Linked DNA regions of Homo sapiens: region 1 is linked to region 2. Evidence: chromatin loops called from intact Hi-C (ENCODE). Cell type or tissue: heart left ventricle. All regions are shown on one strand. Each heading gives the region's core, and the rest is flanking DNA. Links, peaks and the distances in the headings are about the cores only.

Region 1 (16,853 bases), core at 2,714-10,713, 170 kb before region 2:
TTGTGTTCGCTTACTATTGCTCCTCAGATTCTAGCAAAATGCCTTCTTATCTCTATTTTGTTCTTAGGAGAATATTTCTCTTATTTTCTTGAAAGCTCCATGACTCTTTAAAAAGAATGCTTGTTATGGGTTACCTGGGTTCCATTTGCATGGAGTGGAAGGGCACTTGAGAGTTGTCAGTCACACTGCCTGCCTTCCTTCTCTGTTTGTCCCTGCTACTGGCACTGAGAGAGTATCCAGCAGCAAGTCCCCCTCTGAGTTAGACAGACTGATTTACCCAAAAGTCAAGCCCCAGTCTAACAACAAAGCTGGTGTTGTAACTTTCATCTGTTGATTCTGGTGTCTATTTCTCAACTGAATCAAAAATTGGAAAGGAATTACATACTGTATGATTCCATTTATATGAAATGGCCAGAATAGACTAATCCATAAAAACTGAAAGAGTGGTTGCCTAGGGCTAGGGGGAGTGAAGAATGGGGAGTGACTGCAAATAGGCATGAGACTTCTTTCTCAGATAATGAAAATGTTCTGAAATTATGTTGTAGTGATGCCTGTACAACTTCGTGAATCTACTAAAGAAGCAAATTTATGATAGATGAATTACATATCAGTAAAACTATCATATAATTAAAAAGGAAATGGGGTATTGCTTACTGAGATCAAACACTTGTTCAAAAATGCATAAACATAAACTTAACTGTTCAGTTGAACTGTCACAAAGCAAACATATGTAACCATCATCTGGGTCAATAAATAAAACATTGCCAGCAAACCAGAAGCCTTCCTTTTGTCCCCTCCTTCCAATCTTGGGGCTTTAACCACAGCATGTCTTCCTTTTCCTTAGTAATCTAGGAATAATAAATCCTAGATACAAGCCCTTTGTTGATTATAAGTGGCAAGTATCTTCTCATATTCCATGGCTTGCCTTTGCACTCTTGTAGTGATATCTTTTTTTTTTTTTTTTTTAAGGCAGGGTCTCACTCTGTTGCCAAGGTTGGAGTAGAGTGGTACAAGCATGGATCACTGCAGCCTCAACCTCTTCATGCTTAAGAGATCCTTCCACCTCAGCCTCCTGAGTAGCTGGGACCACAGGCATGTGCCACCACAATTGGCTAATTTTTGTATTTTTTGTAGAGAGAGGGTTTTGCCATGTTGCCTAGCCTGGTTTCAAACTCCTGGGCTCAAGCAATTCACCCACCTCAGCCTTCCAAAGCACTGGGATTACAGGTGTGAGCCACTGCACCTGGCCTAGTAATATATTTTAATGAACAGATATTCTTCATTGTAGCATAGATAAATTAACCTTTTTATGATTCGTGCTTTTTGTATCCTTTCCCTAACATAGGAAATTATTCATTGGCCCCTTCAAACACTGTCATTGAGTGTACATTATTTAATCAGATGTATAGATAGACAGAGAGACAGACCGATAGATAGATAGATAGATAGATAGATAGATAGATAGATAGATACAGCCTTTTTTGCTAATAAATTTTTAAAAAGAAAGATGCAGTGGATATGTACTTTTTTCCAAATTGCAAACAATACATTTTCTATTTGAATCAAATAAAGCTAATTCAGAACACTGAAAATCAATATATTCACAGAAAAATTATTCTAAGACCTTTATACTTCTTGATTTTTCAAGGTTAAAAAATTGTTATTATCAAGAAAACTTACAGAAAACTTCCATTTACTTCAAATCCAAATAATTCGATAATATAGTTACTGTTTTATTTTTATTTTTAGAGACAGAGTTTTGCCCTGTCGCCCAGGCTGGAGTGCAGTGGCGCTATCTCGGCTCACTGCAAACTCCACCTCCTGGATTCAAGTGATTCTCCTGCCTCAAACTCCCAAGTAGCTGGGATTACAGGCATGTGCCATGATACCTGGCTATTTTTTGTATTTTTAGTGGAGACGAGGTTTCACCATGTTGGCCAAGCTGATCTCGAACTCCTGATTTCAAGTGATCCCCCTGCCTTGGCCTCCCAAAGTGCTGGGATTATAGGCGTGAGTGACCACACCTGGCCTATAGTTACTATTTTAGAATAATATTATATAGCACTCATATCTAAAATTATGTGCCTAAAGAATTGTAAGACTTCTCAAAGATTATATTACATTCAAAATATCTGTAGTAGTATACGAATAATAAAGCTTTAAAGACTAGTAATTCATTATGGTAGCTGTGATGATTCTTAGTTAATCAGATTATTCAAGTTACCAGAACATTTCCAATCTGGGCAAATGTGGGTTTACTCTAGAAGAATGTATATATCCTCATCATTTGGTCCCAATCCATCTGTACTAATTATACATATTTTTCCTTTCTCACTCCCCAATAAGCTTTTGTTTTGTTATAGAAGAGCATTGCTGTTTACTGTTTCATATGCATTTAATTTATAAAGTCAATTTGTGCATAATTATTTGTATTAACCTGTAGATTCTATAGGAGTAATTATTAATCGGCACTTTCCATAGCACCTAGCATATGGTAGACCCACAAATATTTATGAACAAATTGAATGGCAAAAATCTAACCTTCAAAAATAATATGCTCCATCTATTAACACAATTTTCATCACCTGATCATTAAAATTCACTGTATATCCTTTCTCCTCAGCAACAAAGTTCACCTCAATACATAAATACTTACTTTCTCTCCTTTCAGGCTCATTTTGTTCAAGACCATAAGCTCCTGATGGATTCAGCTGCCACTGTAAGAGTGCACAAACATTTTACTTGTTTAAAGAGGATTTAATACATAGCATTCCAGCACATTGATTTTAAATATCAAAACAACTTCTTAAAAATGGAAGAAAAATGGCTGGGCATAGTGGGTCACACCTGTAATCCCAGCACTTTGGGAGGCCAAGGTAGGTGGATTACCTGAGTTAAGGAGTTTGAGACCAACCTGGCCAACATGGTGAAACTCCGTCTTTAATAAAAATACAAAAATTAGCTGGGCGTGGTGGCACGCGCCTGTAGTCCTAGCTACTTGGGAGGCTGAGGTAAGAGAATTGCTTGAACCTGGGAGGTGGAGGTTGCAGTGAGCTGAGATGGTGCCACTGCACTTCAGCCTGGGTGACAGAGCAAGCCTCCATCTTGAAAAAAAAAAAAAATTAAAAAAATAGAAGAAAAAGAAGTTAGCATGTTCAAATTAACAAAGCCCTAATAACGCCACACTGAGTGATCCTGAATGATATAACTTCTGGGATCCGAATCAATACTCTTAGAGAAGTTGAAGATTCTTTACATTCATTTTAATTGGAAGTAAGTGGAAGACCAGAGGATTGGAGTGACTTGTCTCAGGTTACACCCTAACTACAGGAGGCAATAGAATTAGAACCCATGCCCAGTACTATGGAATTAACATCGCATTGTATTCTATCTCCAGGTCCTAGAGAATCTTATAATAGCTAGAAAAGGCCTAGGTATTAAAGAATGAAAATATGACCAAGATAGGCCATGCACAGTGGCTCACGCCTGTAATCCCAGCACTTTGGGAGGCTGAGGTGGGTGGATCACGAGGTCAGATAGAGACCATCCTGGCTAACAAGGTGAAACCCCGTCTCTACTAAAAATACAAAAAATTAGCTGGGCGTGGTGGCCGGTGCCTGTAGTCCCAGCTACTCGAGAGGCTGAGGCAGGAGAATGGCGAGAACCCGGGAGGTGGAGCTTGCAGTGAGCCGAGATTGCACCACTGCACTCCAGCCTGGAAGACAGAGCAAGACTCTGTCTCACAAAAAAAAAAAAGAAAAAAGAAAAAAAAAAGAAAAGAAAAAGAAAATATGACCAAGATTACCTTGCCTTTTAATGTTGTTATATCATAAACTATTACCTGCATCATATCATTTTATATCATATCATATATCTCCTCTGATTACTGTATTTCATCTCAACCATTCAGGAATAAATAGGGAAGCCTGAAGATTCACAGATATTACATAGAATATTGGGGCAGGAGAAAATAAAAATGGAGAGTAATCGGTATCTTATAGCACAGCCCTTCTTTTCTCAGCTGGATAGAATCTCTATCAGAATCACTAATGACTTAACCAAAAGGCCCTGCTAGGGCACCATCTCAGGACACAAATATGGATTACCCGGGAGCCTCTTCCATAAGCATCAGTTCACTCATCAGATTAACTAGTTAACATCACGAGCCTTGAGGGGGGATGAGATACAGGACAAACATTTTACCATGTATTAAAAGTCCCTGGAAAGGGAGGACATCTAGAAATGGTTGGTTATTTAAACGAATGGGATGGTTTAGGCTAGCACCAAGAAAGAGAGAAGACTTAGAAAGGGTAGGAAGCTACATGAGAAATTACCAAAAAAATGTTTAAAATTAGGCATTTTTTGAAAGACGTCAAACCACTAAAACCTATTAATTTGGGCAGACAAAGTAAAAACAAGTAATCCTGAATTTATGTTTAAGGACATTCATAAAAAGGCTTCTTATAACTGTAAAAACTTAGAAACAATCCAGGTGTCCAACAACATGGGAATGGTTAAATAAGTTAGGCCTATGGGTTGGAATATTGTGTTAAATTATTTAAAATATTTTTTAAAGAACTTTTAGTGGCAGAAAATACAGCAACATGTTAATTGTGGTATCTATGAGTTGTGAGATAATACACGTTCTTTTTTATTTTCCTAGTCTTCTACAATGAGCATATACTACTTTCATAATAAAAATAAGTAATATAACCTAATAGAGAAAAATCCACACATATTAAAGAGAAAACAAAGAACTGAGTATGTGGACATGGATATAGATTGATAAAATCTATTCTTGGAAACAGTGTTGCCCAGTCCTAGCCTGGTTTGTGACAACACCACAGAATAGAACTACTTATCTCAAGGTCTATGGTAACTTATCAAAAAGGAAAGCAAAAAATCTTTCAAAGTAATTTCAATTTGCTTTAATCTTAAAAACAAATACCAAATTTATTGACACACACTATTTTTGATAATCTTGGTACTGAAATTCAGATTTAGAACAAATTCTAGTTCATGTTAATTACTTGCATTTACAAAACTAGGTATCTAGCTAACCATCTACATAATATTTGCAGCCAGGCCAGATGAGAAGGATGAGAAGATGGACAGCTCATCTTCACTGGAGGTAGAACAGAGAACAACCATGAACAACAGCCTTTGGAACATGTGCCTGAGTGAGGGTATTTCCGGGAGGGTCTGGCCCAACTGGGTGCTTCCTTTCCCATCTCTGCCCCTGAAGATCCCCTTAGTCTTCCTGCCTCCTTCTGCTTCTCTTGCCCTTTCTTAAGTTCTTCTGATCTCTTCATTCTCTTTACAATTGAAAAGCTATTAAAATCTACCAGTAAGCAAGATATTTCAGAATTCTCCATAACCCATCACTCATAGTCCTTAATCTTTATGATTAAGTCACTTAATCTTTATGAGGAGAACTTGAAAAACCTATTTATTCACACTCTTCAGGAGGAATGAAGAGACAGAAAACAAAAACACGGAAGTAGAGATTTCTCTGACTAGTTGGATATAAGCTTTTATTGAGTTTTACAAAAAAGGTATCTTTCCCATCTCTGCCTTCTTTCAGTGCCATGTCAACACCCCCTCATTTAAAAATGTGATAAACTTTAAATAAGACAATTAGAAAAAAATGACAATATTACAAATGGTAAAAACTTATGATACTTCATATACACATGACAGACACTGGATAGTATGTTTCTATATTTAAAATTATATACATATATAATTATATGTTATATGTCCAAGTTAATCATATATATGTATGTTCCAGGTATCCTGGACTCAAACTGATGTATATGGCAGGAATGTAAAGCTGAAATATATAAACGGTTCTTTTATATCATTTTTCTTCCCACTGCAAATTCTAGTAGTTAAATGTTACATTAACTCATTCAATGCCAGGATTAAATCATTGGATGTCATAGAAACAATGTATGATTCTGGACAGGATCCTTTTGCTATATAAAAGCAGTCCCCAACCTTTGTGGCACCAGGGACCAGGTACCGGTTTCATGGAAGTTTTTCCACAGACCAGATGGTGAGGAATGGGGGATCATCAGGCTTTAGATTCTCATAAGGAGTGCACAACCTAGATCCCTTGCATGGGCAGTTCACAATAGGGTTCACACTCACATGAGAATCTAATGCCGCTGCTGATCTGGCCGGAGGCAGAGCTTAAGCAGTAATGTGAGCAATGGGGAGTGACCATAAATACAGAAGAAGCTTCTTAACTGGTACCCAGGGGTTGGGGAAACCTGCTATATAAGACATTTCTTGGGCAGCTAATGAACCTTGACTGGAATCTGTGGATTAGTGGCAGTAATGTATCAATGTTAATTTCCTGATTTTTATGGTTGTAATTATGTGGTTATTTCTCATTTGAGGAAATAAAGGGTGAGCTGGTATCATGTCAACAACTTCTGGGAAAAAATTTCTTTGTAGTGTTTTTATAACTTTTCTGTATGCTTAAGGTTTTTTCCAAATAAAAAGCTTTTTGAAAACCAAAATAGGCTGAGAACAGTGGCTCATGCTTGTCCCAGCACTTTGGGAGGCTGAGGCAGGCAGATCGCTTGAGCCCAGGAGACAGAGATTGCCAAGATGGCGCCACTGCACTCCAGCCTGGGTGAGATAGTGAGACCCTGTCTCAAAACAAAAACAAAAGCAAAAAAAAAAAAAAAAAAACCCACAAAAACCAGAACCCAAATAGTGAAGAGGTATAAAGACTTAAAAGTTCTTGTGTTTTCCATGAACTACCTCAGTACATTTTTGGAACTATCAAATAAGAAATTCTTTTTTTCCCGGGCCAGTCGTGGTGGCTCATGCCTATAATCCCAGCACTTTGGGTGGCCGAGGCCGGTGTATCACCTGAGGTCAGGAGTTCAAGAGCAGCCTGGCCAACATGGTGAAACCCCGTCTCTATTATTAAAAATACAAAAGATTAGCTGGGCATGGTGGCGTGCGCCTGTAATCCCAGATACTGGGGGGTGGGGGGAGGGGGGTGGGGGTAGCAAGGCAGGAGAATCGCTGGAACCCGGGAGGCTGAGTTTGCAGTGAGCCGAGATCACGCCATTGCACTCCAGCCTGGGCAATGAGTGAAACTCCATCTCAAAATAAATATATAAATAAATAAACAAATATTCTTGTTTTCCTGATTTTTCTCATGAGAAATGTGTGTGTTTGTGTGTGTGCACCTCCCTTTGTTTGGGGGTGGGGGTGACCTTTAAACTATTGCAGGGGATCCCAAACCTTTGGCAGCAACCAGTACTGGTCCGTGGCCTGTTAGGAACTGGGCCGCACGGCAGCAAGTGAGTGCAGGCGAGCGAGCATTACCGCCTGAGCTCCACCTCCTGTCAGATGAGCGGTGGAATTAGATTCTCATAGGAGCAGAACCCTACTGTGAACTGCACACCTGAGGGATCTAGGCTGCGTGCTCCTTATGAGAATCTATTGCCTGATGATCTGAGGTGGAATAGTTTCATCCCAAAACCATAACCCCATCTGTGGAAAAATTGTCTTCCACAAAACCGGTCACTGGTGCCGAAAAGGGTGGGGACTGCTGAAGTATTTTCACCTCTATCCACCTCTCTAAGCCAGAAAGGAGAGGGAAGAGATGGGTCAGAGATTTTTCTTTTATCAGCCACCAGATGGCACCAAAAGATCCACTGGCTCAATTCTCTACAGAGATGTAAATTCATAAGGCAGGAATCCTTAGCTGAACAGTTGCAGTTAGGTAAGGGTTTGCACATATAAATAAACTCAATAATAATAATAATTTGTTGAAACTCGGCCGGGCGCGGTGGCTTACGCCTGTAATCCCAGCACTTTGGGAGACGGAGGCGGGCGGATCACCTGAGCTCAGGAGTTTGAGACCAGCCCGGACAACATGGCGAAACCCCGTCTCTACTAAAAATACAAAAATTAGCCAGGCGTGGTGGCCGGCGCCTGTAATCCCAGCTACTCGGGGGGCTGAGACAGGAGAATCACTTGAACCCAGGAGGCGGAGTCTGCAGTGAGCCGAGATCGAGCCACTGGCACTCCAGCCTAGGCAACAGAGAGAGACTCTGTCTCAAATAATAATAATAAAATAATAATAATAATAATAATAATAATAATTTGTTGAAACTCTTTAAAAGGGTGGGAATCACTAACTTACAATATTGCAGCAGGGTACCTAACAACATAATACAAAATACACCTGAAAAAAATGTGTATCTACTTACCGTAAATTTGCTAACACCTTCAAGCTCCCCGAACCTCATGTAAGAGATGTCTGCCTTCTTTTTTCCAACATCTACATCTCCTGCATAGATTTGTTTTATGCCTGCACCTTTAATTAAAGGTACACACTCATCACATGGGCACTTTGTCACAAAAATCATGCTTCTTTCTTCTGGTTTTATTTCTTGACACCTACAAAAAAAATTATAAAATATCAGAAAGGTCGTTTCTGAAAGGGTAAGTTATTTTTTAGAAAAATCTTTAAACACTAAAATTGAGCTGTTTTAAAAACAGATTTATGACATTATTAATAATGATCATCAAGCCTTAGACTTGCTGAATTACTGAATGTTCAAAGTATGTAAACCCACAAAAGTGTTATGATACAACCTGAACATGACAATTATTATAACTAAAAATAATTTATTGATTCTAAGTAAGAGGTTCAGTTTCAGATTACAAAATAAATGAAATCAGGAAGATACAGACACCAAAGAAAGAGAGAAAAAACCCCCAATGCTTTCTAAATAAGTACCTGTTTAGAATACTGGAATTAGATTTGAAACTGATACCTTAAGAGCTAATCATGTCTGATTAGACACTAACTCATCTTGTTAGACAAATGACACAGCCCTATCTGGTACCTAGTGGATAGTCAATAAATGTTTACTAAATGAATAATCAAATACTTAAGTTCTGTTTTGACTTATAGTTCCCTTACCCCTTCCCTATCATAGGATAATTTTAAAAAGAAAAGTTTCTATTTGATATATTCACACCTCTGTACAAAATGAAGCAAGTAAATCTGTAATGAAGAGGACAAGGAAAAGAATAGAGGGAATTTTGGGTGAAATTTTGCATGCTGAGGGTAGTTTAGGACTAACAACTGGGGCTGCAAGGACTGACTTCCGGGTTCTGAGGCTTACGTAGCTCTCAGCCAGCCATCTTCAATTCCTCCACCGCCAGCCTTCCACATCCATCTTCCTTGTTGAGACTGTTATTTACGTTCACCTGGACTAGGGCAACAGAATTCTATGCATCTAGTCTGTTCAAACAATACTACCTACATAATCTATAGCGTATGGCTCTGTCAATGCCATTCCATTTCCCCGCTGCCTACCAAATGGAGCATAAACTCAAAGTCCTCTCGAGTCCAGTCCCAGCCTGTCCTTGTGAGCTGTCTTTCCCTTGTGTCCACATTCCAACCTAACTGGAATATTCATGCTCCTAAACACACCACGGATTTTCCTACTTCTAGACCGTTGCTTATGCTAGAAGCAAGAATGGTCTTCCCTTCCCTTCCAATTGCCCCAGTCTAGGAATCCTTTAAAGCTCAGTTCAGATGCCAGTTCTTCCCTAAAGCCTTTCCCTTGCACTCTCCCATTTGTCCATAGCAGCTCCAGAATGTCCGCAGCACTTTACATTTGCCCCTCCCACAGAATCCACAGCACGAGGTGGATGCCGTCTCATATCCCCTATTGCATTAGAAGCTCTCCAAGGACAGGAGTCATGTCTTACACAGTTTTTTAATCCCTTAACCTTAATGGTAAAGGCTGAGAAGTGTTTGTGAAAATGATGTAAATTAACAGGTATAATCACTAACAAAAGCTCTTTTGAAGCAATTTGGTTCATTATAAATCCCTATTCTGAATACTGCAGGCCATTGTAACACAATGGTAAGTATTTGCGTATCTGAACATAAAAAAGGTAACGTGTGATGTTACAATGGCTACTTCACTCAGGAATTTTTCAGCTCTGTTATAATCTTATGGGAACACGTTGTGCATGTAGTCCATCGTTGCTCAAAATGTCTTTCTGTGGCGTGTAACTGTATTAATAAATGCGTGCTCCAGATTTAGAAAACAAAGGAGCCTTAACATCCAGAAATATGAGAGGCTGAGCAAGATCCCAAAGGATAAACTTAAAGCAGTTTCATATTGGAGAGAGGCAAGGGAAAAAAAGACATGCTCAACAAATTGGGAAGACCTGAAGAGGCGATGACCTCAGGTCAGGTCATAGCTTCAGGTCTGGCAGTGAGGACCAAGCTTTACCAAAGTTATACTTCTGAAAGGAAACTTTCTTGGAATTTGAAAAAGGAAATAAATTACAATTATAAGAAAATTAATTTCAACCAACCCTTGCTACATTTTAAAGAAAAGTACACCAAGAAGGATTTCATACCTAAATGTCAAGGCATTCTGTTCCGCATGTATGATGTATCTGAATTTCCTTATTTCTCTGTCTTTCTGCTTGTCATCCATGTGTGGGAAGTCAGCATACTCAGATCCAACAGGAAAAGCATTGTAACCACATCCTACAAAGTACATGGCACCTGTTCCATCACAACTTCTCTACGAGAGTGAGCAAACCAATGGTTAGTTTCAACATTCTGAAAAGACACTTTGCAATGTATTTTTGAAGCTTGCTATCATACTTTGTATAATGAATATTCATTCAATTTTCTACAGTAAACTGAGCTATCAAAAAATATAATACCAGATACTCCTACTGCAGTGTGATCTTGTCAAAGCTAAATTCCAAGAAGGCCAACCACCTCTCTAATCTATAATCTCAAGGAAGTCCTTGTTTTTTGCAATTAATTAAATACTATCTTACTTAACTAACAAATTATTTCACTTGATTCAGATATTACTTCCCAAATAAATTATAGATCCTGGAGAGCAGAAACCATGTTATATATTTCTTTTCCATCCCTTCAACATGTTCGAGTATTCTGTACATAGCAGGTACTCAACAAGTGATTGTTAATTTCTTATGTGCTCTGTGCCATGCTACTGGTTAGCAAGTCAAAAACTTTTAAATACTTTAAACAGAAAATTTCTGTTGGGCTAAAAATGTGCTATTGTGATTTAGTTGGAAAATAAAAAATGCATTTTCATCTTCAGTATTTATTAAGCCTCTATTATATGCATATTATTATAGAACTTCTTACTTCAATGGCTCTTATTTCTCTTTTAAAGAGAAATAGTAGTTAATATGAATGCTTTATCAATTATTAGAATGAAATATTAGTAATGTGTGTGTAATAGTTTTTTGGAATATGCTATAAAACTCATTAAATTTCAATATATTATAATTACTCATGATAATATCAACAGACTCATTACTGTAGCAGCTTCATAAAAATCATGTAATAGTGAGCCAACAAAAGCCTGCAAACAAAATATTATCTCATTAATAAATCTGTTTGAACATTTACTAAATGTCAAACATCATGCTGAGTTATTTATTTATTTATTTATTTAGAGACAGGGTCTCACTCTGTCACCCAGGTTTGACTTCCTGGGCTCAAGTCATCCTCCCATCTCAGCCTCCCAAGTAGCTGGGACCACAGGCGTATGTCACTATGCCTGGCTAATTTTTTCTTTTTTTGTAGCAACGGGGTCTCACCATGATGCCCAGGATTGTCTTGGACTCCTGGGCTCAAGGAATCCTCCCACCCCCGCCTCCCAAAGTGCTGGATTACAGGCATGAGCCACTGCACCCAGCCATACTGAGTTTTACATGGATCATTTCATTTGATCAATTCTTGAAACAACCTAAAGAGTGATACTATTAATATTACTGTTTTACAGATAAGGAAACTGAGGACAAGAGTGATTAATTGTCTAGGGTCACAAAATGAGTAAGTAACATAGCCAGAATTCAAGCCCAGATTACTTGACTCTAAGCCATGTGTCTTTCCATTTCACCGTGCTGCCTGCTGGCCTACTCTAGAGATAACTAGAAACTGACATTCTCCACAAAATCATTAACAACCAGATGTTAAGCCAAAAGTCTGCTGAGCATTCATGTACACACAAATGAGAGTTCCAACCACCAGTTAGACCTATGCTAGGTGCTGGAATACAACTGTAAACAAGACAGAGAGTCCCTACCCTCATGAGCCTTCTAGTCTGGGGAGGGTAAGAAATTGAACAGATAACTTTAACTGTGATGAATGTCACAGACAAGTTGTACAGAGTGCTGAGGAATTTCTGGCAGAGGAGCCTAGTATTCTAGTAGGAGTTAACAGTTGGGGTACAGGTAAGTAGAGTCAAGAGGTATTTTGAAGGTGGAATCCATTGTGCTAGGTGATTGTATGTGTACAGTAACAGACAAGATGGTGACCACTGATGAGGGAGGAGGTTAGCAGGGAAGATACTGGATGAGTGAACTTGAGGAGTTTGTGAAACATCAAAGCAAATTGTCAGATTACTTTCTGTGAAGTCCCTGAGGCAAAATGTAGGCTCACCTTTCAGTCAGCTATATAGTTACTAAATATCTCTTGATTCTAGCCTCCTAACCCATCCCCACATCTCCAAGTCCTCATCTCTTTTTATTAATCTCCTTATTTTCTGTCTAGCCCTACCTCATTCTATTTATAATGCAAATCTGATCAAATCATTTCCCCACTTAGAACATTCTTGGAATGCACTGTCCCATACAGTCGCCACTAGCCACATGTGGTTAGTCTAGATTGAGAGGTGCTGCAGGTGTAAAATACACATAGAATTTTGAAGATTTAATATTTTTTAAATGCAGAATATTTCATCAATAATTTTTTATTGATTACATGATTAAATATTTTCTTAAAATTAATTTATCTGTCTTCCTTTTAAAAACATGGCTCCAGCTGGTTGCAGTGGTTCACACCTGTAATCCCAGCACTTTGGGAGGCCAAGGCAGGTGGATCACGAAGTCAAGAGATTGAGACCATTCTGGACAACATGGTGAAACCCCATCTCTACTAAAAACACAAAAATTAGCTGGGTGTGGTGGCACACACCTGTAGTCCCAGCTACTGGGGAGGCTGAGACAGGAGAATTGCTTGAACCCAGGAGGCAGAGGTTGCAGTGAGCTCAGACTGCACCACTGCACTCCAGCCTGGCAACAGAGTGAGACTCTCTCTCTCTCTCTCTCTCTCTCTCTCTCTCTCTCTCTCTCTCTCTCTCTCTCTCTCTCTCTCTCTCTATATATATATATATATATATATATATATATATATATAACACCTAGAAAATTTAAAATTCAGTTTGAGCCTTGCCTTTTCTCTCTACTGGTTAGTGCTGTGCTATAGTATGTCACTGCCAGGATAAAGTCCAAAATCTTTACATGGAATATAGAGTTCTTCATGGTCCCGTCCACTTTGTTGCTTACTCTATGTGCCAAATCAAATGCGTTTTCCCATATTCTCTCTCTCACCCCAGTCTCTGTGTGTTATTCTCCTGGTCCCATTAACTTGCTCTGCCTGATGATATCCTCCTAATCTTCAAGAATTTTAACATTATTAATATTAATATTAAGAATATTCAGGGCAGGCATGGTGGCTCACACCTGTGATCCCAGCACTTTGGGAGGCAGAAGAGGGTGGACTGCTTGAGGCCAGGAGTTCAAGACCAGCCTGGTCAACATGGCAAAATCCCATCTCTACTAAAAATACAAAAATGAGCCAGGTGTGGTGGTACATGCCTATAGTCCCAGCTATTCAAGAGGCTGAGGCATGAGAATCACTTGAATCCAGGAGGCAGAGGTTGCAGTGAGCCAAGATTGCACCACTGCACTCCAGCCTGGGTGACAGAGGGGGACTCTGTCTCAAAAAAAAAAAAAAAAGAATGTTCACCAAGAATATTCATGTTATCCTCCTGGTCCTATTGACTTGCTCTGTCTGAAGAAATTATCTTATTCTTCAAGAATATTATATTAGTAACATTAATAATATTCACCAACAGTATTTACTTATTTTTCCAAGCAAAGGTTCCTCCTCTATGTTCTCATGATATCAGTTATAATTACACTTACATATCAGTTATATTTTACTTCTACATCTCCATCACTAAACTATGAGGCCATAAAATGTGATCTTTAATCCCCAGCATTCACTGTGGCACAGTGCCTAACCTGTAGAGAGTGTTTAACAAATGTTTGCTGAATGAATGCGTCTATCTAGAAAACTGTTGAGGGATGAGCAAATCTTTATAGATCTTCATAAATGCACCATTACAAAAATATTAATATTTTTTTTTTTTTGAGACGGAGTCTCGCTCTGTCACCCAGGCTGGAGTGCAGTGGCACGATCTCTGCTCACAGCAAGCTCGGCCTCCCGGGTTCACACCATTCTCCTGTCTCAGCCTCCCGAGTAGCTGGGACTACAGGCACCCGCCACCACGCCCAGCTAATTTTTGTATTTTTTTTTTTTTTAGTAGAGATGGGGTTTCATTGTGTTAGCCAGGATGGTCTCAATCTCCTGACCTTGTGATCTGCCCGCCTTGGCAGTCAGTAACCTGTAATGCACCGAAGACTGAACTATGTTTAAACAAAATCCAGGTTAAATATTTAAAGAATTGTTTTCATACTTACAGATTTCCCTTCTGCCCAAATGACTGCCCCAACTCCTGTTTTATGATCCTCTGAAAGATATATGGCATTTAACTCAGTAAAAATTATGATATGTTAGTTTTAGAAATATATTTTTCCAAAAGTAATAAAAACTTGTATTGAAACATACTTCATAAATGTAGCAGCAATCCTTGTATCTTCACTAATTACAGAAAAGTATTAAAATAAACACTTTTAAGTATGGAATATGGGAGCTAGGTACCAAATAACTAGAGAGAGTCACTACCAACTCAGTCACACATACGTATGTGGAGGCCACTAAATGGCAGTGTCCACAGTCAGGTCCCTCAAAGCTGTAGCCAGAACTAAGTGCAACTTCATTGATTCTCCATTAACAAGCCGGTTTCTAAACAACTACTTCTGATAGGTGATAAAATTTAATAAAGGTTTCAGAACTAATGGATTTTGTGTAATAACTGTTCACAACAACCAAATTTGTCTTTTCCCAGCATTATTTATACTCTAATCATGGAAAATATATCTTATGAAAATGTTCTTGCTAAGAAAAAAGTTCAAACTTCTCATACGAACATAAACAAATCTTTATGGATCTATCTATCTATTGCTAGAAAGTACATGAAGAGAATTCTGATTTAAACAAAATGTTGTCCTTTCTTTGACCTTCAGTTTACCTTGAGGGAAAAAGAATGCAAGTTAATGACATCTTGCCCATTTCTAAATCAAATAGCAGAAGTTATAAACAAACATAAGATTATAATTTCCCTGTAGAACCAAAACCTTTGCAAAAGTAAAGCTGTACTTCTTAAAACCATTAATCTGAAACAGAAAATTAAAAAACAAAATAGAAATTCTACATATTAAGGATTTACTTTTTCCTTCTATACAATGTTGAGTTTCAAATTTCTAAGACAAATTACACTAATTATGAAAACCATAGTATTTATCAAAATCTTAATAAGGGACTAAGGTAGTTAAGTGGCACATTTACACGTAGAAAATAACAATTATCTGTGAACTTACCCTAAGGCATTTTCATTTTGGGGAGGATTAACTGAAACCGTGGTTTCACCCTACAATTTCCTAAAAGTGAATCCCTCCAATGATAACATTTTTAAATACCTACTTTCCAGTAAAGGTACAAAGAAAATTTGTGCCACAATTGCATTAAAAACTAGAATGAATGTCTTATTAAGAGGTTAACTTTAAAACAGTTATGATACTCTAATAAAATTTCCCATCTCAAATTCAAGCAAACCCTGGTTTTCAAAATTATACCACAAAGCATTTGTATAATTTATGTTAAACATGTTTATTCATGATCTCATTTTTACCCTAAAGGTAAAGCAGATAAAATTTCCATTTCTAGATGCAGAAACAGGCAAAGAAATAGACTAAAACTTAGCCCTCCAGATCCAACCTGCTTGGCCTTTCCTCCACCTTGCACCGTGACATAAAGAATTCCTTGACACAGCCTGGCCAACATGGTGAAACCCCGTCTCTACTAAAAATACAAAAATTAGCCAGGTGTGGTGGTGCATGCCTGTAATCCCAGCTACCTGGGAGGCTGAGGCAGGAGAATTGCTTAAACCTGGGAGGCGGAGGTTGCAGTGAGTTGAGATCGTACCACTTCACTCCAGCCTGGGGGACAGAGCAGAACTCCATCTCAAAAAAAAAAAAAAAAAAGAAAAAGAAATCCTTGACAAAAATTTCCATTTATTGAATGCCTCTTATGTTCCAAGTACTGTGAGAACTGAGGATGCAGTGGTGAGGGAAACTGTAGTCCCTTCCTCATACGACTTACAGTTGGATGGTGAAGGAGAACAGCAACAAGGAAACAAACAGTACTTTATGTGCTGTGCTCTGAAGGAAATAAATGAGGCTGAACAGCAGAGTGCACGAGATGACTTCCTTCTACAGAGTAGAGGGAAAAGGGATTTTGGTGTAAACAAAATTGGGTTCCTTCCTAGACCTTTAGAGTTTAACATGAGTGGGCAAGAATACAAATCAATGGCTTTATGCTCATTTCTAAGGTAAGTGGCAGAAGTTATAAACATAAGATTATATTTGCCTGCAAAACCAAAATCTTTAAAGTTTTATTTAATTTATGCATAAATCTAAAATGAAAAAATAAAAAACCAGAATAAAAATTCTCCATATTAAAAGCCCCCTTTTCTACCATCAACACTGCATATTTTTAATGTTATGTTTCTTAGTCACAGAAGCCACTTTTTCTGTTTCAGCCTGGGGACAGACTA
Region 2 (16,853 bases), core at 5,023-13,022:
GTTCTTGTGCTGTGTTTTTCAGCTCTATCAGGTCATTTATGTTCTTCTCTAAACTGGTCATTCAAGTTAGCAATTCCTGTAACCTTTTTTCAAGGTTCTTAGCTTCCTTGCATTGGGTTAGAACATGCTCCTTTAGCTCAGAGGAGTTTGTTATTACCCACCTTCTGAAGCCTACTTCTGTCAATTCGTCAAACTCATTCTCCGTCCAGATTTGTTCACTTGCTGGCAAGGAGCTGTGATCCTTTGCAGGAGGCTTTTGGAATTTTCAGCCTTTTTGTGCTGGTTTTTCCTCATCTTCATGGATTTATCTACCTTTGGCCTTTTGTCTTGGTGACCTTCGGATGGGGTTTCTGTGTGGACATCGTGTTTCTTGATGTTGTTGCTATTCCTTTCTTTTACTTTCCTTCTAGTAGTCAGGCCCCTCTGCGGCAGGTCTGCTGGAGTTTGCTGGAGGTCCACTCAGACCCTGTTTGCCTGGGTATCGCCAACAGAGGCTGCAGAACAGCAAAGACTGCTGCCTGTTCTTTCCTCTGGAAGCTCTGTCCCAGAAGGGCACCCACCAGATGCCAGCTGGAGCTCTCCTGTATGAGGTGTCTGTCGACCCTGCTGGAAGGTGTCTCCCAGTCAGGAGGCACGGGGGTTAGGGAACCACTTGAGGAGGCAATGTGTCCCTTAGCAGAGCTTGGGAGCTCTGCTGGGAGATCCACTGCTTGCTTTAGAGCCGGTAGGCAGGAACGTTTACGTCTGCTGAAGCTGTGCCCACACTTGCCCCTTCCCCCAGGTGCTCTGTCTCAGGAAGACGGGCGTTTTATCTATAAGCCCCTGACTGGGGCTGGAGCCTTTCTTTCAGAGATGCCCTGCCCAGAGAGGAGGAATCTAGAGAGGTAGTCTGGCTACAGTGGCTTTGATGAGCTGCGGTGGGCTCTGCCCAGTTCCAGCTTCCTGGTGGCTTTGTTTACACTGCTCAGGGAAAACTACCTACTCAAGCCTCAGTAATGGCAGACGCCCCTCCCCCATCAAGCTTGAGTGTCCCAGGTGGACTTCAGACTGCTGTGCTGGCAGCGAGAATTTCAAGCCAGTGGATCTTAGCTTGCTGAGCTCTGTGGAGGTAGGATCCGCTGAGCTAGACCACTTGGCTCCCTGACTTCAGCCCCCTTTCCAGGGGAGTGAACGGTTCTGTCTTGCTGGCGTTCCAGGAGCCACTGGAATATGAAAAAAAGCTCTTGCAGCTAGCTCAGTGTCTGCCCAAATGCCTGCCCAGTTTTGTGCTTGAATCCCAGGGCCCTGGTGGTATAGGCACCGAAGGGAATCTCCTGGTCTGCGGGTTGCGAAGACTGTGGGAAAAGTGTGGTATCTGGGCCGGAATGCACTGTTCCTCATGGCACAGTCCCTCATGGCTTCCCTTGGCTAGGGGAGGGAGCTCCCCGACCCCTTTTGCTTCCTGGGTGAGGCGATGCCCCACCCTGCTTCAGCTCGCCCTCTGTGGGCTTGCCCTCTGTGGAAGAATCAAGTCTTACATACTGGAAACTTAAATTAACTAAAAAACGATAAGACTAGATTTTTGTCTTTGGATTACCCTGTGTAATGAAAACGACACATTTTCTAGAGATAATCTTCATCTTAAATTAAGATTAATAATAGTAGCCCACTAACCTCACATAATCCTTCCAGGAAGATTATTGTTAAAATTCATTAATTTATGTGACAACTATTTATGGGACACTTACTACATTTGAGTTACCACAAGAACACAAAAATAATTAAAAGGCAGTTCCTATCTTAAGGAACCTAAAATCCTGTAGGAGTAAAAATACATATGCAGTTGTCCCTTGGTATGCATGGGGGATTGGTTCCAGGACTTTCTGTGGATACCAAAATTTTCTAATGCTCAAGCCTCTGATATAAAACGGTGTAGTACTTGCTTATAACCTACAACACCCTCGGGTGTACTTTAAATCATCTCTAGATTATTTATCATACCTAATATAATGTAAATGCTGTGTAAATAGTTATATTGTATTAAGAAATGTGACAAGAAAGTCTGTACGTGTTCAGTATAGATGCAATTTTTTTTTTCAAATATTTTCAATCTGTGGTTGGTTGAATCCATAGATTTGGAACCTAAGGATATGAAGGGCTAACAGTACATAATTATATTAGGTGATATGTATTATAACCAAGAAGTGGTTCAATAACATGATCTAGGTAGGCCCTCAAGGATGGGTAGAATTTTAAAAGGCAGAAATGGAGAAATGAATAACATTCCTTAGATAACAGCATTAAGGAAACACCAAGTAAGCATGTGAGAAATGTTCGGCTACAAAAATGGACATAATTGAAAGTATCAAGAAAATGGTGCAAAGGCAAACCAGGACAGAACCGTGTAAAGCCTTAAATGTCAAGAAATCTAGACTTCATTGAGTGTACAAGCCGGCTACAGGCTCTTTATGACCAAAGAAATGCTATAGGAAGATTATCTCTGTGGCTTTTGGTCTAAAGATTACAGAACCTCAACTCGGATGATTATCTAATTTACAAATATTTACTGAGCTCCTACTATATGACAGGCTATATACTTGGCATTGAGGATATGAAGATAAGTAAGAGTCTTATATGATCTAGACTTCTTACTTCTTACCTCATTCCCTTCTATTCTCCCTTGATGAATCAGTCCAATCATACTGACCTCCTTGCTGTTCCCAGGCATGCTGTCATCTTAGCCACTTGCACTGGCCATTTCTGTCCAGAATCCTCTTTTCTCAGATAGATGCATAGCTAACCCCCACCTGTCCTTCAAGACTTGGCTCAAATCTTACCTGCCCAATGAGGCCTCTTCCGACCACTCTTGTAAAATATAACCAGCTCTAACACATTATAGGATTTTTTTTTTTTTTTGAGACGGAGTCTCACTCTGTCTCCCAGGCTGGAGTGCAATGGTGCGATCTCGGCTCACTGCAACCTCCGCCTCCCAGGTTCAAGCGATTCTCCTGCTTTAGCCTCCCTAGTAGCTGGGATTGCAGGCACCTGCTACCATGACCAGCTAATTTTTGTATTTTTTGTAGAGACAGGGTTTCACCAGGCTGGTCTCGAACTCCTGACCTCAGGTAATCCACCCGCCTTGGCCTCCCAAAGAGCTGGGATTACAGGCGTGAGCCACCATGCCCAGCAAACATTATAGAGTTTATCCACTTTTTATTTGCCTCTTCCCAGAAGAATATAAACCACAGAGCGGCATGAGTCTTTGCCTCTTTCAGTCATGGACATATTCCAAGCACTCAAGAGTGCCTGACATATATAAACACTCAATACATATTTGTGGAACACTGTTGAACATAGGAACTGTAAGAATTCATAGTCTCAGGAAAGAGAATTACACATTTCATAAGTTTATGAAAAGAGGAATATATATATTAATAATATGCCACGAAAGCCCAAAGGGAGAAGCACCTGGAAAGGCTCAGGGAAAACTGCTTTCAGAGCTCACGATGAAGTGAAATGAAAAGGATAGGAGTTTGCCACAAAAAATAAAACGAAAAGGTACTGTAAGATGAGAGAACAGCAGATAACCTAAGTGCACTGAAAGAACTTGTCTTAATCATCTTTTTATCACTAGCTCCCAATACAGAGCTCAGTACGTGGTGCCACTCAATAAATCATGAACTGAACTATGCTAGAGAACAGTCTTCATGTAAGAGAAGGAAGATCTGAGAAGGTGCAACAAAGAAGTAGAAAACAAAAATCAGGGCAGCATGATGTCAAGGAAATCTGTAGTAAATCTTATCAGTGGTACCAAATTTTTAGAGGTCAAAGAGGACCAGGCTGGAAAGCAGGACTTTGGATTTGGTACATAGCGGAAAGCAGTTTTAGTAGAGTAATATAGACAGAATGCAGACTATATTAAGGAGTCAGTGTGCTAAACAAAAGTAGAGATAGTTAGTAGAGACTACTCTGAAAAGCTTACAAGGTAATTTCAGTACGTGATCTCATCTCATAATGAAGGCACTGAGACTGAAGGAAGTTGATTTGCCCAAGACCATGCAGCCAGCAAAGGTTTGAAATAAGATATGGATTCAGCTTTTCTGAATCCATTCTAAATCTCATTCCATTCTCTCCTTCCCAGCACGCTCTTCTTTTGCTGTGGTTCATATGATGGTGTGCTTCACAGAGTGTGCAGAAAATCCACCCCAATATCCCACCACCAATATTCTGGCATAATCAGGGAGGAAGTAACAGAGGGCCTGAAGAAAAACTTCAAGTGTAAATTCAATGCTAGGGAGAGAAAATGATTATTTCCCAAAATAGATTGAGGCAAAGCGTGCAGACCATACGAAATCTCAGTAGTGGAAGATATTGAACACCTGCAGATTTTACAGTTTAATTCAGTTTGCCTGTGTTCATAAATTACTATACTTAAGGTCAGAGCTTCCCAGTCATTATGCATAAAAGGTTACAGGTGTATGGAGATACTGATTTTTTTTTTTTATTTCCCCCCCCCCCTCATCCCTCAGGGTTGCTAAACTCTTTTCTATTGAACACAATATGCCATGCAATTATCAACAGTGTCTGAGATTCATTGTATGAATAAAGTTGGAAGCATTGTCTTGGGTTACATCTAAGCAAATTTCTAAATTTAAAAATGTCAGTGTAGGCACCTTTACAACCTAAAATATTATTTTTATTTAGTCATATATTTAGGGAGACAAAACTCTAGAATGAATTTTCTTTTGTGACTTAACACCCAAAGACAAGGACAAATGATGAGTGCTGCCAATAAAAATTTTTCTTCCTTTCCAAATGTACTAAAATACTTGAAATAGATTTATGATAGATACACAACACTTGGTAAGCCTCAGTAATTAAATGGTTTTTTTAAATCAAAATCAAAGTCAAAGAGAATAACATTATCACTATTATACAAATATGAAAAGAAAAATAGCATAAAAACATACCTGTGGGGCATATCCAGGAGGCACATAGATAGGAGGCACAGAACCATTTGGGGACATCATTGGAACCTGAGCAGGACCTGAATGGGTCACATAAATGATGTATTAACCCATGATTGCTTATCAGGCTAAAGTTGAAAACAATTTGAATTACATTTTGAATACTTCATCTAAACACTCAAGCCAACAGTAACTACATTTTTATAAAAAGAAATTCAGATGATTGACTTGTTATAAAAATTTATCTTGTAAAGTGCACAAATTACCCTTTACCTACATTTGTGTTTTTTAAAGTTGCTGGGGTAGGGGTGGTGGGGGGCGGGGAGGTTGGAGGGCTTTTTAAAACATATTAACAGGCTCTCCTAGAGATTCTTAGTCAATGGGGTCTTGAATCATTATATTCACTTTACAAATATCCCAGGTGACTCTTATAATAGTGTAAGTTTAGAAACACTGACCTAGAGAAAAATCAAACTAAACTCTGCATATAAAATCAATGAAAAATACAAAAGGCAAAATTTTCAAAAGTTACAGGGACAAAATAAAAAAGCAAGAGTGAAAAGCAGCAAGAGGAAGAATAGTTAGAAATTTGGAACTTGCTTTGTTAGGGTTAAAATACTTGTGTAATGTGTGACTCATGTCTATGGGGGCTTAAGAACAAAGAGAAATGCCACACGTGTACTTACCCAAAGGAAAAAAAAATTTTTTTTTGTTTCTCACACTAAAAAGTTCTAAAAAAGAAAATTCAGCTTCTCTCACTCTACACTTCCTTTCACTTTTATAGTGTTAGGTTTTCCAATTAACTTTTATAACTATTATCTCTAGTTTACCTTCTCTTTTAACATTTCTGGGAACAAAAGAAGCATTTGGAGAAGGTGTGTTTTGTTCTTTCTAGGAACTAAAATCTTAGTTGCTTTATGTAACTTTTAAAAAAGTCTCTTACCCCCCTTCAGTTCCTTTCTTCCTGTAACTTTACACTGCAGTGTCCCCTCATGCCCACCAGTTTTTTATAACCTGAAATGAAACCTTTTCAAAGAAATTACTTATTTCTAAGGGAATAAGAACAAAGGTCTGATGAGGAATGTAAAGGGGGAAGGATCTCTTTTATATGCAGAATTATAATCTACCATTATATAATGGCTCTCAGCTATAAAAGAAATAAAGGAGGAAAAGCTCAAATGTAGGGTAGAAAACAAGTAACTCTGTTAATATTATACATACTTCAGAAAATCAGAATAAAGGACATGGAGGTCACAACAAATCCGGATTACAGCCATTCTGCCCTTTCTAGGGAAGGCAAGGGGTGAGGACAGAACCACACAGTGGTGATGAAATTAGGGCTAGGGAGATGAGAGAGCTAGGGAAGAGAAAAGAGAATACAAAAGAAAGGGGGTGTAAGAGGGAAACTACTAAACGGGGTGACGGAAAATACTAAACAGGGGTAAGGAAAGTGGGGAAAGTGGAGGAAAAAAGGGGGAAGCAAGCAAGGAGAGGAGAAAGGCAAGAGGGGAGAGAAGGAGAGAGGCGAGAGGTAAGAGAAGAAAAGGGAGGGATAAGAAAGGGGACAAGAGGCAGTAAAGGAGAGTGAAGAGAAGACAAGAAGGGAGGGAGAGGAGAAAACAGAAGGGTAAGGGGGAGGAGGAACGATGTGGAGAAATAGGAGAAAGGGGGAGGGGAGGGAAAGGACAGAAGAGGTGGGGAGGGGAAGAGAAAGTAGGGATAAGACTGAAGTGGTTGAGAGAAAGTAAGAAGTGTTTGTGTAGAACACTAAATTACACTATATAATATCTGGCTGTGAAAAGAACTTTTCAATAAGATACTCTTCCCATCCAAAACAAGACCACCACCAAATACATGAAGTTGTCCAGAATATTATTTTAATTATATATAGCTAATACTAACTTACTATGTGCCAGGCCTTTTACATATTTTTTCTCCTCATAATCATTCTATCAGGTAAATATCATCATCATCATCATCTCCATTTTCTAGATGTGGAAACTGAGGCACAGAGAGGTTAAGCTCCCCAAGTGGTAGAAGTGGGATTCAAAACCAGGTAGTTTTATTTCTAAGGACATATCCTTACCACATTTTTAGTAAACATTAAAATACTATGCAGTATTGGCAACTGATATAATTTGAGGCTTAAGAACAATGCTCTAAAGCCTCTAAGGAAAATTAAGGCCTTTGTTGTCTTTACATCCGTAAAAACATGAGAGAAAGAATAAAATTTTCTTAAGTTTAAGCAAACATTACCTATTAATTTACTGAATAAAACTTGTGAGCTGCTTTATACCTCTAGGCAGAAAAGCTTCATGCAAAACTCACCTTTTAGCTCCTATATTCTAGACTCAAGAGAAATGAGAACTGTTTTAAACTAATGCTGGTTTACTTCCATTAGCTAATTTATATAAAACTACAGTAAACTAACTTCCTGAATCCTTACAGGTGGCTTAGGTATTACTTACAATATGTGAAATTCAGCTGAGAACTTGACAGAGAATTCACTGAAAATCATATTTTATAATGTTAATAAAGGCCATTAGCATTGCACTTTTACTGTGGGTCCTTTTATATGCTGTCAAATTTAATCCTTACATCAAGTCATCAGAATAGGTTTTTCTTTTGCCATCAGAATAATAAGTTATTGCTAATTACATTTAAAATAGTAAAATCACACAATTGCTTCAAGTGGCCCTCCTTTTACCAGAAATACGAATATATATGTAGTTACAATTCAAACCATTTTATACTTTGATAGCCGCTAAAATAGTTTATAATTTGGTAATACAAGATTCTACTTTGTTTTTTAATTATATCTAAGTGTGATGCTGAAAAGAGAAATGTAAGCTAAAATAAACCAGTAGTAAATATATTACTAGATGTAGTCCAGGAAAAAGACTGATTAACTTACTTCTTTACGAAGTAATCCTTTCACTCTAGCAAAAAAATTTTTTTTTTATCCTGAGGCAGAAATTGTACATGGTTAGATTTTTTTTTTTTTTTTTTGAGACGGAGTTTTACTCTGTTGCCCAGGCTGGAGTGCAGTGGCGCTATCTCAGCTCAATGCAACCTCTTCCTCCTGGGTTCAAGTGATTCTTCTGCTTCAGCCTCCCGAGTAGCTGGGATTACATGCATGTGCCACCACGCCCGGCTAATTTTTGTATTTTTAGTAGAGACGGGGTTTCACCATGTTGGCCAGGCTGGTCTTGAACTCCTAACCTCAGGTGATCCACCTGCCTCGGGCTCCCAAAGTGCTAGGATTACAGGTGTGAGCCACCATGCCCGGCCAGATTTTCTTTTAAAAAGACAATTTATCGGTATCATATTTAATGCCTAAAATATTGCTGTGAAGTAACATTCAACACTGAATGCAAACCCCTATTGTATAAACATAATAAATACAAGTATCGATGTTTAGAACTACAACGTTTACAGCATCTCATGTCTGTTGTTACTCCTGTGTCTATAGTAGCGAAACCTTAAAGCCTTGCATATTTAATGATGTAAATGTTTGATTAGCTCCTTAGTTCCAACAATACTTTTTAATTTAGAAAGTAACAGAAAATTAACTACAAACTGACTTAAATTTGTATGCAATGAGGGAGATTTTGTCCCAAGGAAGAAACTCAGATCCTATTGACAAATGTATGCCTGGCACAAGAGTAGCAATACCTGACAACAACTGTGCATACACTTAGCAGCTCCTTTATAATCTATGTGATTTGAGCATGATTTACCCCAATCATGGAGCTATTAAGGATACATTTCCTATTTCAAAAACCTGCAGAAGAGTAAACAATTCTAACCAATTGTCTTAAGAAATTTGAGAAGCTCCCCACCCCTGCTTCTTAAAAAGTGCCATCACTGACTTAAAGAAGATATTTCAACTAGTATAACTTAAATTCTTCTTTATCTTTCCTTGTTAATATACATTCATATTTAAGAGGTTTTTTTTAAATAAAATTACAAATTTGTCCAGGAGTTTTAATTCTTAAAATGCAACGTGCTGCCGCTGTGCTACACATTCTCTATAAGCCAGCGTTCACAATGGCTTCCAAATAATCTGATGCCAATTTTCAGATTTTAGCTCTAGAAGAAAAACCTAGTAAAATAAAGATCCTAGAATGGAATATTCCGTGGAATACAAAATTACAAAATAACTCTACATAGTCTAACCTTTTTGTATTTACATGGCAACAATTTAAAATATTTTATGGCGATGATATTTAGCATCTATTTTTAAAAACACACGGCATGACTTTAGATTAATACAATGCTTTCTGTCTTAAAATAAAAGCAGAATGTTCGAAAACAGCAAATCTTACCACTCATTTCGTTTTTACAGTAGCAGCAGAGAACAAGAAAATCCAACAAGGAAACAGCGTAGTACACGTTAACAGCTTTAATTGGAGAACGGCTTTTTTTTTTTTTGCAAGGCTGTAAGAGGAAAAGATCCTTTGACCGAGTCACGTGACAGTCATCACGTGACCTGCAGTGACCCAGGAAAGGGCAAGGGGGAAAAAAAAGCAAACGTTCCCGCTTGCAGCATTTCTGATATAGGGGAAAAAAAAGATTAAATGATTTCTACTGCTGCTGCCCTGAATTTGACCATCTTTCAGACTTCCTTATGAACCAATTCAAAAGCTCATCAAAGTATACTTTTCAGAAATATATATTTGATGTACAATGATTCTCTTTGTGTTCAATAACACCACAGGTGCTATCTTCTAATTTTTTACTCATGCAGCCTGCCGCTAATTTTCATTTAGAACATTTGAGATAATATTAATTTAAAAGATTCAGTCTGAAATGTCATTGTATAACGTAATTCTCCATACTCAATCCTTAAGGAATATCCACAATACACAAATAATTGTGTATAGAATATAGGTTTGATAGACATGTGTCTCAAAGGTGGGATTTATGTTTCAGGCTGTTATTTGCCTCTTAAGAGAATAAAGACTACCACTTTCATTATTGGTTTTATTTTCTTTCTGATTTTTTTAAATTTAAGATTTAAATTAAAGTGCAGGTGCTCAGTAGATGGCATTCTTACTCATATCCACGAATCTGAAAAGACAGCCTCAGGTGCAGGTTCAGAGTTCTCTATCCAAGAACAAGTAGAGACCAGAAAGGAGACCAAAGATGTCCAGTTACAACAGGAAAGAATAAGAACTTTTGGAGATCTTTCATTACTTTATGGTGCTATGTAACTTCAGAGGAAATTTATTAACAGCTAACAAAAATATACAGGTAATGATAATGACAGTGGTTTGTAACAAGTTGTACAGTGGAAAGAAAGTGAATTTTGGTATTAAAAGATATATTTTAATAACAGCTTCAGTATTTATTAGCAAGGCAATTTACTGCTCTTCTCTGAAGTCTTAGCTTATTTCAGTGACAAGGTTAATCAACATCATAGCATTGTTGTGAGAATGAAATTAAATAAATTTAAAGTATCAAGTATATTGGTTGATGATACTCAGTAAATAGTTATAATATGTAAAAGTATGATCACCATGTTTTCAAAAATAACCACATAGTGCAGAGTACATACTAGGCATCATTTGGAGTGTTTTACTTGCGTTAACTCACTTAATCCTAACAAGTGAAGTGAGCATCATTTCCAGGTAAGAAAACTGAAGCAGAGTAACATGCCAAGGGCACAAAGCGAGGCAAAGGCAGGATTATCTAATAATAAGGCTATACTTTTCAAAAAGTGTAAACTATGTTCAAAGGCCCCATCTCACACAAAGGTGGAAAACAACTGGCAAAGGATAACCTAGAGAAATAGGTCTCAATAAATATATGTAAGACACCCCAGAGGAGATAAGACAGTAAGGGCCTATTCTTACAAGTGGGGAAAGGTAATTGTTAACTTCAAAATTCCTATGAAAAGGCAGGGTTGCCCTGAAAAACGAGACCAAAGGGCAAGGAGTCTCCTGGTCTCAACAGAATGTACTCATATACGTTAGACCCAGCCCCCCTGTAAATCCGACCATGTCTCTGATCTTCAGCCCCTAAACAAAAAGCAAGCCTCTGCAGCCCACCTTCTTATTTTGGCTCACATTTGCACACAGCCTGTATTTCTATTTCTTGACTATTTAACTTATCATCTCCTTTCAATCCTTTCCATTATGCTCACTAGAAAGTTTTTTTCCATTATAAATAAATTCTCCTATATCCTCAACCTTTTTACAGAACACTTGTTCCTGTGTTGCCTTGAAATGAAGCATGGATGTCCTGTAGAAAACTTTCCCCAGCATGCCCCAGGAGCAGAGACTTCCTATCCTCTCCTGAAGCAGTGTTGGTAGTCTGCAGATACTCCAAGGCTGCTTCCCTTCACCACTGTTGTTCCTGTTTCATGCTAAAGTTCCTTCTTCCTTGAGATCACGGCATATGTGCATACAACCCTCTACCCCTTCTCAATGCTTTAAGGCTGAGTCCTCATTTATTGAGAACTTTGGCGCTGTGATCAATTTTGTTCTCTATCCCAACTCTTGTCTATCAGCATGACTTTAATGTCCAAAATCTAGGCTTAAAATTCCTTGAACTCGTGTCTTTCATTCTATTTTTAGTAACCCATGTTCAAAGATACATCCTGGAACTTATTACTTAGAACTCCACTATCTCATCTTTGAAATATCAAACTTTCATGTGGCCATCATATCTTTCTTTCATCTCTCCAGTTCTCTTTCTTCTACATTTGTTCTTCATAGTGATCTCCCTTTTCTCCTGATCCAACACTGCCTTCATAGCCTGATTTCCTTTCTCATCCATGTCTTCCTTTGACTTCCCCATCTCCTGAAAATCTCCAAGTTCAATCCGTCTTCTCTTACACCTGAGCTGTAGAAATCAAGCAGTACTCAGACTGGCATGTTTATAAATTTAGTATCTTCAGCCTTAACTCAGCTGTCAGCACTGCTCAGGAATCCTTTCATGAATCTTTCCCTGGTCAATCCCTTACACTGTTTTCTAGGATGATTATCAGAGATTCTCGTTACACTTTAAGAGCCCTCCCCAACCTGACTTCAACCATATCTCGAAATTGAACTCTTCACATTATTTGACATGAAACTGAACTCTTGATGTTATGGAACTGAACTCAATATTACATACACACTTTTCTAATTCCTTTCCTCTATTTGCAGAAGAAGCATTGTTCCTTCACTAGATCAAAGGTATCTTTCCTCTTTTACTCTTGATCTGATCCTCCACTTGGACTTGGCTTCACTGGTCATTTCCGTCCTGTCAGGTATTTTTACCTTTTCCTTTGTTCAGTCTCTTTGAACCATTGCATCTGTGCCCATAAACATGGTAAAGTTTCACACATAAACCATGCATATCATCCATCTCTCACTGACACTTTTTTTCTGCCCCATCATACCATCCAGCTACCACTCTTTTCTCAAACTTCTCAAAATTAACAGTAACTCTATTTTCTAACATAACTCTATATAACTCTACTTTCTAACATAACTCTATATAACATTAACTCTATAACATGACTCTATTTTCTGACCTTACATTCACTTTCACATTTTAAATAAAATTTTGATTATGCAATATTTGATACATACAAAAGAAAATAGTGCAAGTCATTAAAGTGACTGTTTCAAATCCACCATCCAAGCCAAGAAACAGATCATACCAACACTGTTGCATCCATGTGCTCCTTCACCATCTAATCCATCACTTTGTGCCACTCATGTCTCCATTATCCTGAATTTTGAGTTTATTCTTACCTTTCTTTTAAAAATAATTTCCTACAAAAAAATCACATATATCCCTAAACAATATTATGATTTCTAGGACTTATCTATGTAGTTTCATATAGCTGTAGTTTCCTCATTTTCATTTATGTTTTTATGTAAATAACTATAATTTGTTTATTCTGTCATTAGCTTTTGGGCTCTTTTCAGTTTCTGTTGTTGTTGGTTTTTTTTTTTTTTTTTTTTGCTTTCATTCACTTAACAAACATATATAGATTATCTACAATGTGCCAGATAGTGTTCTGGGCACTAGAGGAAGAAAATAATAACATGGTAAATAAGTAAATCATATTCAAGTAAATCACGAAGTATATTTGAAAGTGATAAATGCTATAAAATAAAAAAGAGAGGCTGGGTGTGCTGCTTCGCGCCTGTAATGCCGGCACTTTGGGAAGCTGAGGTGGATCACTTGAGCCCAGGAGTTCAAGACTAGACTTGACAACATAGTGAGACCCCATCTCCATAAAAAATCTCAAAAACTGAGTTGGGTGTGGTGGTGCATGCCTGTGGTCCCAGTTATTCAGGAGGCTGAGGCGGGAATCTTGCTTGAGCCTAGGAAGCTGAGATAACAGCGAGCTGTGATCCTGCCACTGCACTCCAGCCTGGACAACAGAGTGAGACCCCATCTCAAAAGAAACAAATAAAACAGAGTAGGGTAAAAAGGATTTTAAGTACTAAGATAGGCTGATGGTGAGGGGGAAGATTGAATACTGCAATTTAAAATACAGACATCAGTTTAGGTTTCAATGAGAAGGTCACATTTGAACCAAGACTTGAAAGAAGTGTGGGAGTGGGCCATATGGATATCTGAGGGAAGAACATTCTACACAGAGGGAGCAACCAGTGTAAAGGCCCTAAGGGGGAACATGACTGGCATGTTTAAGACTTAACAAGGACACCACTGTCACCAGAGCAGCATGAGTGAAGGGGGAGAAAAGGAGTGAGGTTAGAGTGATTAAGAGGGAAATGAGCTACACTCTGTTAGGCCTCATAGGTTACTGTATGCTTTTACTTTGAGTAAAATAAGAGCCATTGCTGGATTTTAAAACATGATCTAAGTTATATTAAAAAAAATTCATCTGACTTATACATATTGCTGGTAAGTATATGGTACAACCATTTTGCAAAACTGGCAATATCTACTAAACTTGAACATATGCATACTCTATGATCTAGTAATTCTACTTTTAAGTATATGGGCAGTGGAAATGCTTACATATAACACCAACCGAAGGATGTAATTTAGAACATTCATAGCAGTACTAATTTTAATAGCACAAAAGTGGATGAAGCGTATTTGGGGATGATCAGGTATTCAGATTTGGACATGTTACGTTAGAAATGTCTATTAGTCATCCAAATGGAGATTTCAACTAGCAGGCAGTTCATTTTACTATTCTGGAGTTCAAGGAAATACTTACCTAGTCTAGAGATACAAATTCCAGAGTCTTTGGTAGATAGGCTTTAAATCCATGAGACTGGATGACATCAACAAAGGAATTAAAGTAGATAGAGAAGACAATCTAATGCTATCTCTTAGAGAGAAGCATGGATCAGAACACTGCTGCTATCTCTATGTCTCTCAGCTCACATGTGCAAATGTTTCTTTAAGGTATGTACCTAAGAGAGGAAATGCTGTGTCTTAGGGTTTTGTGAATGTTAGTTTTTATAGGATAGTGCCACATAGTTTTCCCGAGTATATTAATTTATATTCCTACCAGCCAGGCATGTATAAGAAGTTCCACTGATTCACATTCCCTCCATTACTTGGTATTTAGATTTTTAAATTTTTGCCAATCTCACTTTGATCTTATTTTGCATTACCCAGTCCATGTTTCCCACCTATTCTTCTACTGGGTAGTCTTTTTTAAAAAATAGATTGGGAAGAGTTTTTATGTATTCTGGATACTAATTCCTTACGGTTACATTGGTTGCAAATATACTCTTCCTAGTTTATGACTTATATTTTTCATATATTTTATGATGTACCAAAGTTCTTAATTGTAATGGAGTCAAATTTACTGATCATTTGATAGTTAGCATTTTGTGTGTTTGTATCCTAAAAAAACTTTCTCTACTCTGTAGTCATGAAGATACTCTCTCTTTATTATTATTTTTAAGTTTATCCTTTCACATAAGTCTTTAAGTCTTCAAGCATTAATTTTGGGGTAAGGTATGAGAAAAGGATCTGATTCCATTTTAATCCAAATGGATAACCAACTGTCCCAGCATTGTTTCTTGCTCCCTATCCCCTAGGACATGTCTCTTACTTTTTGTGGGCACAATAATGCAATTAAAATTCTTACAGAAGATCTTTTTTTAATAAGAGGATGGTACCTAGAGCAGAGCATCCATTCTACCAAATGACTTGAAATGGAAGTCTCCAAAATCACATTTCTTTTCTTTTCTTTTTTTTCTTTTCTTTTTGAGACGTAGTCTCACTCTGTCACCTGGGCCACCTGGGCTGGAGTGCAGTGGCGCGATCTCAGCTCACTGCAAGCTCTGCCTCCTGGGTTCACGCCATTCTCCTGCCTCAGCATCCCGAGTAGCTGGGACTACAGGCGCCCGCCACCATGCCTGCCTAATTTTTTGTATTTTTAGTAGAGATGGGATTTCAGTGTTAGCCAGGATGGTATGGATCTCCTGACCTCGTGATCAACCCACCTCGGCCTCCCAAAGTACTGGGATTACAGGCATGAGCCACTGCGCCCGGCCCCAAAATCACATTGCAACCCACCATAATCAGGCTTTTGTCCAGCCCACTCTACTGAAACTGCACTGGCAAAAGTCACTGAGATGAAATTCTTACTTACCAAATCCAATGAACATTGCTAACAACTCTCTTAAATATTCTTCCTTAACATCTGAAATATTAGTTTCTCCTAGTTTCCTTTCTACCTCCTGATCATACTTTTTCAATTTCTTTAATGGCTTCTTGTCTTCTGTTCTTCCTTAAGTGTTTATTTTCCTGGGAGTTTTGCTCTTGGTCCACTTCCCTTATTCTACATGATCTCTCAAGATGATCTTATTTACTACTCTCATGAAAGATTATCATTCTGTATCTCATCCAGACTTTTTCTTGAGCTCTAGATCTATAATACTTAATTTACATAAAACTCAAAACCAGTTATTTTTTCCATCAATAGTCACTCCGCCTCTGTGTTTCCCATGATAAGTTAATCTTAAGCCAGAAATGTGAGAATAATCCTAGACTCTATTTTCCCCCCATCTCAATTTCCACATCATCTATTTGGAAGTTCTGACAGTTTTATCTCCTAAATATCTCTCAAATCCATGTTCTCTTCTACTCCATTGCTATTGCCTTAGCAGCACTAGGCTCTTTCTAGAACTATTCCAGTATTCTCCTAATGGGTCTCCTTGCCCCCAGTCCCTAGCAATTGATACATCTCTCACACTAATGCTAACCTGATCTAAAAAACAAATTTCATTGTATCCTCCTCTGCTTATAACCCAGAGACCATTCTGTATTGTGATGAGATGAAGTCCAAATTCTTTACTGTAGCCTACTATGCTTCCACATGAACTGGGTGATGCCACTCAAACTGGTAAAATACCAGTCTATCCTTGTCAATACTGTGTGAACCACATTTGTTTTCACTGGGATCAAAATGTCTTCAAATGGAATTTTGTTACTATTTTGCTATTTTATCATTCATTTTATTATAATTTGTTATAGCTTAAACATAAGGCAGCATAAGGTAGTGATGAAGAACATGGACTCAGCTAGCCCATCTAATTCTAATGACAGCTTATAGCTGTGAGACCTTTCAAGTTACTTAACCTCTTTGTATCTTAGTTTTCTCACATGTAAACTGGAAATAATTATTCTATTTCATAGAGATATTATGCAGATTAAATAAGTTCATATTTGTACAGCACTTAGAACAGTGTTTGGTACACAGTAAGTGCTTAAGCAATGTCACCTAAGCACAGTGCTAGTGCTTGTATTGACAAGCCTACCTGAAAATCAATAGTTCAGGAATGGTAGTTAATATGTTAAAATATTATGAAGAAATCCAAACAACTGCTATGACATGCCATGCTATTAAGATAGCTCTCTGCAAAATATCTGAGATAATATTACAAAAATAAGCAGGTACATTTTTAAGTT

The links. Hi-C counts contacts between places; a loop is a spot of excess contacts. Peaks named below come from ENCODE experiments on the same cell type or tissue, not always from the same donor. Only the 100,000 strongest peaks of a DNase experiment are listed, where the experiment ranks them.
Region 1: a loop joins it to region 2, with 3 times the contacts of the local background. A loop is called at or near these places in 20 of 110 quality-filtered maps.

Annotation. Positions count from the first base shown.
Region 1 is chr13:49,272,086-49,288,938 of GRCh38, reverse strand. CDADC1 (cytidine and dCMP deaminase domain containing 1) reads right to left here. Exons shown (of 10, transcript NM_030911.4): 6 at 14,599-14,648; 7 at 10,420-10,589; 8 at 8,241-8,430; 9 at 2,657-2,717. Among named protein-coding and RNA genes, the nearest start is that of CDADC1, 33 kb to the right of the region's middle. In heart left ventricle, for the core only: CTCF peaks have their summits at 7,648 (motif pointing right) and 7,663 (motif pointing right); no DNase peak of the experiment used is centred there.
Region 2 is chr13:49,102,828-49,119,680 of GRCh38, reverse strand. FNDC3A (fibronectin type III domain containing 3A) reads right to left here. Exons shown (of 26, transcript NM_001079673.2): 4 at 4,950-5,026. Among named protein-coding and RNA genes, the nearest start is that of MLNR, 110 kb to the left of the region's middle. RefSeq lists enhancers at 5,855-6,358, 6,359-6,863. In heart left ventricle, for the core only: no CTCF peak of the experiment used is centred there; a DNase peak (open chromatin) is centred at 9,440; H3K4me3 peaks cover 2,497 bases; H3K27ac peaks cover 829 bases.